Linked DNA regions of Homo sapiens: all the other regions are linked to region 1. Evidence: chromatin contacts called from ENCODE Hi-C or POLR2A ChIA-PET data. All regions are on one chromosome and are shown on one strand. The core of a region is the stretch at or near the end of the contact, and the rest is flanking DNA. Distances in the headings are between cores, read along the strand shown. Region 1 holds the start of STON2 (stonin 2). Region 2 overlaps STON2 (stonin 2). Region 3 overlaps SEL1L (SEL1L adaptor subunit of SYVN1 ubiquitin ligase).

Evidence for each region. Hi-C counts contacts between places; a loop is a spot of excess contacts on that map. ChIA-PET counts read pairs that join two places held with the same protein, here RNA polymerase II (POLR2A). Pooled maps may share reads with other maps.
Region 2: a loop to region 1 is called in a map of mammary epithelial cell, with 4 times the contacts of the local background. The contact joins the enhancer-like site here to the promoter of STON2 in region 1. A Hi-C loop is called at or near these places in 7 of 168 maps with a recorded cell type or tissue (CD14-positive monocyte, Calu3, MCF 10A and 3 more) and 2 of 50 pooled maps. POLR2A ChIA-PET finds 5 or more read pairs at or near these places in 3 of 52 experiments (HEK293, MCF 10A and T-cell).
Region 3: a pooled map shows a loop between it and region 1 (5-fold over the local background). The contact joins the enhancer-like site here to the promoter of STON2 in region 1. A Hi-C loop is called at or near these places in 4 of 50 pooled maps. POLR2A ChIA-PET finds 5 or more read pairs at or near these places in 5 of 52 experiments (A549, B cell, IMR-90 and 2 more).

What each region holds. Positions count from the first base shown.
Region 1 is chr14:81,399,042-81,401,602 of GRCh38, reverse strand. STON2 (stonin 2) reads left to right here and starts at 1,279. Exons shown (of 8, transcript NM_001394390.1): 1 at 1,279-1,324.
Region 2 is chr14:81,322,900-81,325,460 of GRCh38, reverse strand. It overlaps STON2 (stonin 2), which reads left to right. Exons shown (of 8, transcript NM_001394390.1): 5 at 1,274-1,444. Among named protein-coding and RNA genes, the nearest start is that of STON2, 76 kb to the left of the region's middle. Within about 2 kb of position 1,265, at least 6 of the 41 ENCODE cell types and tissues checked have a DNase peak (open chromatin) inside an H3K27ac peak, as active enhancers do; they include mammary epithelial cell, where a contact is called at or near this core.
Region 3 is chr14:81,468,988-81,471,548 of GRCh38, reverse strand. It overlaps SEL1L (SEL1L adaptor subunit of SYVN1 ubiquitin ligase), which reads left to right. Exons shown (of 21, transcript NM_005065.6): 21 at 1-2. Among named protein-coding and RNA genes, the nearest start is that of LINC02308, 20 kb to the right of the region's middle. RefSeq lists an enhancer at 964-1,023. Within about 2 kb of position 1,293, at least 3 of the 41 ENCODE cell types and tissues checked have a DNase peak (open chromatin) inside an H3K27ac peak, as active enhancers do.

The sequences.
Region 1 (2,561 bases), core at 30-2,529:
GTTTTTACCAAGCAACTAATTCCAGTATGAACTTAACCTCACAATTATTGGGTTCTTCTGTGGGTTTCCAGCTGCTTAGCACAGCACTTTTCAAGGTCTGATTTCTTATGGCTTATTGGTGTGGCTCTTCCATGGCAAATACCTAAAATCCATTTTATGGATTTATGGTATGGAATATGATGGGGGGTTCCATGTGATCAATTTGTTCCACCAGTCTTCATTGGGACCACTCATTGTCTGTCACCAGCCCATGTCTGGTCTGGGACAAGTGAAGGAAGGATAGATAAAGTTTTGGGGCTCTTTTTTCGTTCATACGTTCTGAGGAATGGTCTTGGTACTTTGGCCAGAATGCACCTATATCTATAATGAAGAGGATTTAGAATCTGCCTTCTGGGCACTGTAGCTGAGCACATGACTCTACTTAGCATTTTGAACAATGACTGAAACCAGATTCTGCAAATGACAGAAATGCAGTGGTTTCATGAAATCTGCATTCCAGTCCCAAGACTTCTACGAACAAGTTACGCAACGTTGGGCGAGTCATTTAACAATAGCAGCAGTGCTGGCGATGGCTAACATTGGTTTGGAATGGAGCCTGGGGCACAGTAAGCCCTCTGTAAGGTCACCTGCTGTTTTCATTGTCATCGTTACAGAGGGTTTATTACATCCAGTCCTTAGTACTTGGCGTACATTATCTTGTTTAATCCTCGGAATTATGGAGTGAGTTTTATTATTCTTTCTGTACAAGGTTGAACTGAAGCTTAAAGAGGTTGAGTTATGAGTCCACGACTGTATAGGACTCCAAGACTGTATAGGACTCAAATCCGAACAACCTAACTCCTGGGCCTGTGATCACAATCTCTATTCGTGTGCCTGATTTCCTTGGGCCTCAGTTTTCTCATAACACCTGAAGTTGTTGATCTTTAAAACCTTTCAGTTTAAAATTTTTAAATATTTTCCTCTTACCTTCACCTTCGTCCCCTGTTCTCTTCCCTACCCCACTTATCCATGACTTTTGCTGGGTTCATCATTGCAGGATTGGCAGGATGTTTTCCCCATTGAGTGATGACACTGCATGTGTCAGCATAGGGACTTGTATTGTGGGTTTTTTTTTTTTTTTTTTTGACGGGTGCTGTGGGGCTGGTTTACATGCTGCTGTCGTTGAAAGAGGAGGAATCTGACTCTTCAATTTTACTGCCTTATCTTGGCCCGCAGCCATTACCACATTGAGTGACACACATTTGACAGGGCTTGAGAAAGTCGTCAAAGGCAGAAGCCAGTGGGAATCAGCTCTTTGTGCTTGTGGACCCTGCACTGCTCTCTGGTAAGATCTGGTTTGGGAGACCTGCTCTCTCCAGGCTGTTTGCCTATGTCTGGCCTTGTGGTTGGCAAGGATCCTAGGAGAGGGACTTGGAGAAGAGGCTTCTGGGCTTCCCATCCTTTATACAGCTTGGGGTGTGCTGGCAAACTTTCACATGGGGAGTTTCCCGGACATTTCATTACAGTTCCATTGTAATTGATATTTGTAAAGTACTTAAGTTGGGTGATAGTCTATATGTACTGTATTCTGTTGTACTTCTTTGCGGCTGTGACACCAGGGTTAGAGTGTTTTGGCTGCAGAAGACCTGGGCTCAAGGGTTGGATCTATCACTTAGTGTGGTGCTTCAAACACACCTGCTTGTTATGGCTTTTACTTGATTATTCTTTGGGTGAGATCTTATTATGAAGAAAAGTCAGCCACTGTGCTGAGATTTGTAAACTCTTCCACTTAGCCTGGAGGAAGCATTTTACCAAAAGGGCCTGGAAGCACTAAAAGTATTAGGTAAGTCACTTAATTTTTCTCAGCCCAAATTTCTTTATCCATAGAAGAATTAGAGTACTATGAGTCCTACTCATCAAAATGGCTACTGAATCAAGTGAAGTATGGTATGAAAATGTGTTTCTGAAAATTATAAATTCTATATAAACATTAGTTGTTTTTAGGAAGCATCATATGCCAAAACTGTTTTAAACACCAAAAAAGCAAAAGCTGTTCATGTTTTTACCGATTTTCCCACCTAGAGATTATTTACTGCAGATGATAACCTGTAGTAAAATTTCCTAAACTTTTCATTGTGCAGCAATTGGAAGACTGTGAGTTAAGTTGTTCTAGAAACTATCTGAATATTGTGTATATTTAGTTAATAAGAACTGATATTGTTCAAGGTATATAGTAGCTCTTCTATGGAAGCACATTAATTTTAGATAAATTCAGATTTTATTAATTCATTATAAATCATTATTAGATCAAGAGCTAGGTTCAGGTTGTAAAAAGATATTAATACCATGAACAAAATTATGTCAATTAAGAATCTTTCTGTATTCCTAGAACATAATTGCAGTGTGAGCAAAGGCTAGACCATTGTAACTAATTTAAATAGGCCTAGATTGAAAATGTTACTCTAACTCACATTTTTCACTACCACAGATGTTCCCTATCCTCTTACTCCAAATGAACAAGATCACTTCATTTCTATTTTTCTTGATTGATAAACCATGCTTGGAGATACCATCTGGAGATT
Region 2 (2,561 bases), core at 16-2,515, 76 kb after region 1:
AAGTTCAAAAAAAAGAGGAGGAGAAAAAAACAACACATCTCTTTAATACTGTTTCCCAAATTCAGAAGATCCCTTCCCCTCTTTGGGAAGGGAAACGTGGCACACTGTAGGTCCTGAACTTGGAGAGTCACAATGTATATTAGCATACAAAAGGCTATGAGAAGCTACGGTAGAGAAACCTATATAGTACATTTTCCCCCTTTTATTGCACTTACTAGAAACCCACAGAATTACATTTCATGGCATATCAGTTTTGGAAAAGTTATAAAACTTTAAGGAAAGGTATCTAGCCTTAGGTCAGCTGCAGGTGGAGGAAAGGTGAGTGTTGGAGTGGTGAAAGGCATTCCTGGCTGTATGGTGGGAGGATACCAGGTCTTGGGTTCAGGCAAACCTGGGTCCAAATCCGGGGTCTCCCATTCACTAGCTGGCCCAGCATGAGCCAAGTTCCCTAACCTCTGGGTCTCAGTGTGCTCACATGTGAAAGAGGAACAGTTATCCTCCCTCATAAGCACATTTTTAGGGTTAATTGAGGCAAGTACCTGTTCCGTCGCCCTCCGCTCCATCTCCCTCAGCTGTATTACTGCCATGCCTTTGTTTATGAACACCCATGCTTCCTCCAAACCAACAAGTTATTATCCATTTGTGAAAGGCTTCATTTCAGGATTAATCAGAGGTCAGGCTATCAAATAAGTTCTTGAACTTTCAATGTGAATCCATTTCTAAAATCTTGATTTCTAGATGCCTACTTCAAGAATGTGCCCCTTGGACAAGGCAAAGTCCATAGGCACTGGGAGACTGTTGAGAATCCTGTTTCTCTAAAATTCAGCCTAAAAGTGACTCCAGAAACTCATTGTTTAAATCACATCCAGGTTTGCTTGCTCCAGGCTCTTCCAGACCCCTGCCCCAGAGTAACCCTTCACTCTCATTTCCTATGCTAGTGTTAACACTCTAACTCGGAGGAAACAAATTTCAGAGTGAAATGCAAAAGGATGTGTGCTAAAGCACTGCCTTTTGAAGTAACCTTTGCATTAAGCCCTTAGAATCTAATTACCCAAGTGTTATTTGCCTCCCTAAGTACCCATGCCCATGCAGACTGAGCTTAAAGTTCAGGAAGTAATCACAAAAGGAAATCAGAAGGGAGATCTCAGGCTCAGCCTCTGAAGACTCTCCTGTCTGCGCCTGGCCTCTCCCTCCTCCTGGGTGTGTCTGCCCGCCAGAGAAGGCCAGTGAGTAACCTGCACATTTTTTTTTCATCTTGGCCCTTCCCACCCAGACAAGAGGACGGAGTGGCAGACAGGCAGGCAGACGGCAGTGAGTCCTGTTCAAGCATGCTCGGAGCATACCTCCACCCGCACCCACCGCCTGGACCCCTCGCCACCCTCACCCCAGCCCAAGAGGAGCCAGAACCCCGGCGAGGGTCCGGAGGGGGCCTCTGCTCCCAATGGTAAGGGCTGCCCGCAGCAGGAACGCTTCATTCATTTTATTTGCTTTGGTGTTGGCTTTTCTTTTTGATTGTGTTTAGATGGCAGAATTTCTGAGACAATTGAAGGTGTTTTGTTTGGTTAGTTCTCGGTGGTCCCCAGACAAAGAAATGTCTTTTCGCAGGAGGGTTTATTAGAAGTTGTAACCCGATAGCCTGGCCTGGGAAGAAAACTTAACATGCTAATTACCTCTAGTTAGTACAATGTACCCTTTTGGCACTGTAGAAAAACAAAACAAAACAAAAAACTACATTGCTTACCAAATAGGTTTTGAGGAAGAAAAAGTGTGAAGGATTGTGGACATTTTAATAGATAGGCACCTCTGACTAATTGAAATGTAGCTTAAGTGTCAAGATAGCTTTGTAATAGACCAAGGTGATGTTTTGTCTCAAAACAAACAAAAAGAGACCCTTTATTTAAAGGAGTTCAGTGTGGAACGGAAGATGCAAGGTGGGGTTTGAGGAAAAGAGTTACAAGGTAAGTCCAATTAAATATTTGTGAACATGAAGGTATTGAATTAAATCTGTGGTGCTAATGGGAAGAAAAAAGTCTGTGTTCAATGTGGAATTTGTGTGGCATTTAAGGGAGAAAACTGAGATCTTTGTATAGTGTGTTGAGAATTCTTTGAGAGAATGGTCGGGAGGCAAATGGTGGAGGCTGGGAAGCAGGTTTTGTGCAGGGAGCTGGTGCCAAGGCCCTCTCCCTCAGTTGCTGTGGGTGAGAGAGTAATTCAGAGTAATCAAGCACTGCATTGTTAACAGGCTTGTGTGTCTCAAATATTTATTCTAAACACAAGCCGTTGATTGCACTGACATGTGAAGGAATAAAGTTGCTGCCTCTGTTCTTGGCCTAGTCCAAACTTTAATACCTGGGAAGATATTCATAAACATGTAGGAAAGACAAGGCTACATGTAAAGTTAATTTGAGGAATTACATCAGAGTGTGAGGATGCTAAGCTAAGGGGTTTTATAGGAGGGCGGTATGGGAAATGCAATAGAAATTGCCCAAACTGAGGCACTGCCATGACACCTGTGAAGGTTTGACCTATGCCAGATGACTCTGAATATGCAGCACAGGTTT
Region 3 (2,561 bases), core at 44-2,543, 70 kb before region 1:
AATCCGGTTTCCCACTGCCTCCTCTCTACCGCCCAGTATAACCTCGTTAATTCACCTCTCGGACTTGGAAAGAATGTCTCATAAGTCTTGGGAGATAAGAGATTCAGGTATCCCAAGTAAGGATTCTAACTTCGAAAATGAATATGTCATTGAGTTTTACACGATTCAAGATTCAAACGTGGGCAACAGAAATCTCTGTTCTTGGAAACAGATTTATTTCAGGATGTGAAAGCCCAGCTGTGGGTTTCAGAGTTTGCACACCTGCATTTCCTCACCCTTCATCTGTGGCCATGCTCGTAGATGCTTTTCTTAGGAAAATTTGATTAATTGAACTTTTTTTGTTCTAAATGCAATCTGAAATGAGTAGAGACTAACGCTGGCTGTGCGTGCGTGTGTGAGTGCATGGTAGTGAGGGGTTGGGGAGCCTTCCAGCTGATTTTGTTTCCCTTAAGTACTAATGAAGAATTTACTTGAATTGTTCTAACCTGTACATGTATTTTCTTTGACCTATCATTTGGACAATGTTCTGTGGTTAACATCTTAAATTTTTTTTTTTTTTTTTTGAGACAGGGTCTCACTCTGTTGTCCAGGCTGAGTGCAGTGGCTTAGTTAGAGCCCACTGCAGCCTCAAAACTCCTGGGCTCAAGAAATTCTCCCACCCCAGCCTCCTGCATAGCTGGGAGTACTAGTGTGTGCCACCACGGACAGCTATTTTTTTATTTTTTGTAGAAACAGGGTCTCCCTATGTTTCCCAGGCTGGTCTCAAACTCCTGGTCTCAAGCGATCCTCCCACCTCAACCTCCCAAAGTGCTGGGATTACAGGTGTGAGCCACTGTACCCAGCCCATCTTACTTCTTTCAGTGCATGGAAATTTACTTCCAGGACCGCGAGAGCTGAGAAGAGCACGGTATTTTCCCTTTAGCCTTCTTTGGACCGTAGCTGAAGTATGTGCTGTAGGTGAAAGCACCCACACTGGGCCTGTAAAGAACTGCCTTTATTTCAAAAGGAGGAAAAAGTAATTGAAGCCTTAAGTTTGTGTAATTGGTATCTGTATTTCATCACTCATTTGAGACTTAAAAGTAATTAAAGCCTCATAACTAGACTGATGTTTTGTGTTCTCACATTAGCTAAACCAAAGAATCTATTGAGTCTCAACACAGTACATTAAGTTAAGAGAGCACATTTGTGCCTTCGAGCAGTTAAATAGAGGAGAAACCCATGAACAGAGATGAAACCCCAATTTACAGAGAAATGAAACTCCATGTCATCTGACCTATTGCCACTACTTAAAGGGGCTTTGTAATTGTGAGTCACCATTTCAGGGCAGGCCATTATGACAAATCAGACAGATGCATAAGGGAAAGGTCCATGGCTGGGTGCAGTGGCTCACGCCTGTAATCCCAGCAGTTTGGGAGGCCGAGGCGGGCGGATCACGAGGTCAGGAGTTCGAGACTAGCCTCGCCAACATGGTGAAACCCCTTCTCTACTAAAAATACAAAAATTAGCTGGGCATGGTGGTGCGCGCCTGTAATCTGAGCTACTTCGGAGGCTGAGGCAGGAGAATGGCTTGAACCCAGGAGGTGGAGGTTGCAGTGAGCTGAGATCGTGCCACTGCACTCCAGCCTGGGTAACACAGCAAGACTCCGTCTCAAAAAAAAAAAAAAAAGATCCAGACACAACCAACCGTTTGATCCTCGCATGAGTTCTTCTGAGTTGCCCAATCCCCTCCCAAACAGATTAGTGATAGTCAGTCCTAGCCCCACTGAATGGCCCTATGCGAAGGAAAACGGGAAGGACGCCATAGCGAGAAAGTTCTGGACTGCAGTCGAGTCTTCACAGTGGTTGGGTGACCCCAGACAAGTCATTCGCTGTACAGGGTTCTCATAGGCATCAAGAGACTGGGTACTGGGGATGGTCCTTAAGGTCCTGTCCAGCTGTGGGAGGTCTTAAGTGCCAAAAGAAACCAAATTGACTTTTTATTCCACTGACACCAGACCCTTTACAAGGCTTCCTGGTGGAAATGACAACATTCCACTGTCCTAAAATGGTTGACTCCAAACAATTTATAAGTAAAGTTTATGTTAAAGAGGTCAATATTAAAGTTTATACATAAGGGGTCGGGCGCAGTGGCTCATGCCTGTAATCCCAACACATTGGGAGGCCGAGGCAGGCAGATCGCTTGAGGTCAGGAGTTTGAGACCAGCCTAGGCAACATGGTGAAACCCCGTCTCTACAAAAAAAAAAAAAAAAAAAAAAAAAAAAATTAGCTGGGCATGGTGGCGTACGCCTGTGGTCTCAGCTACCTGGAAGGTTGGGAGGCTGGGGTGGGAAGATCACTTGGGCCTGGGAGGTGGAAATTGCAGTGAGCCAAGATCATACTACTGCATTCCAAACTGGGTGACAGAGTGAGACCCTGTCTCAAAATTTAAAATAAAGTTTATAACATAAGGTTTCATGTGGGCATTCATTCAACAGCCTTTATTAATCACCTACTATCTTCCAGACCCTGAAGTGTAAAATGAATTTAAAGATGAGTATGAATGAAAGACTGAAATGAAAGA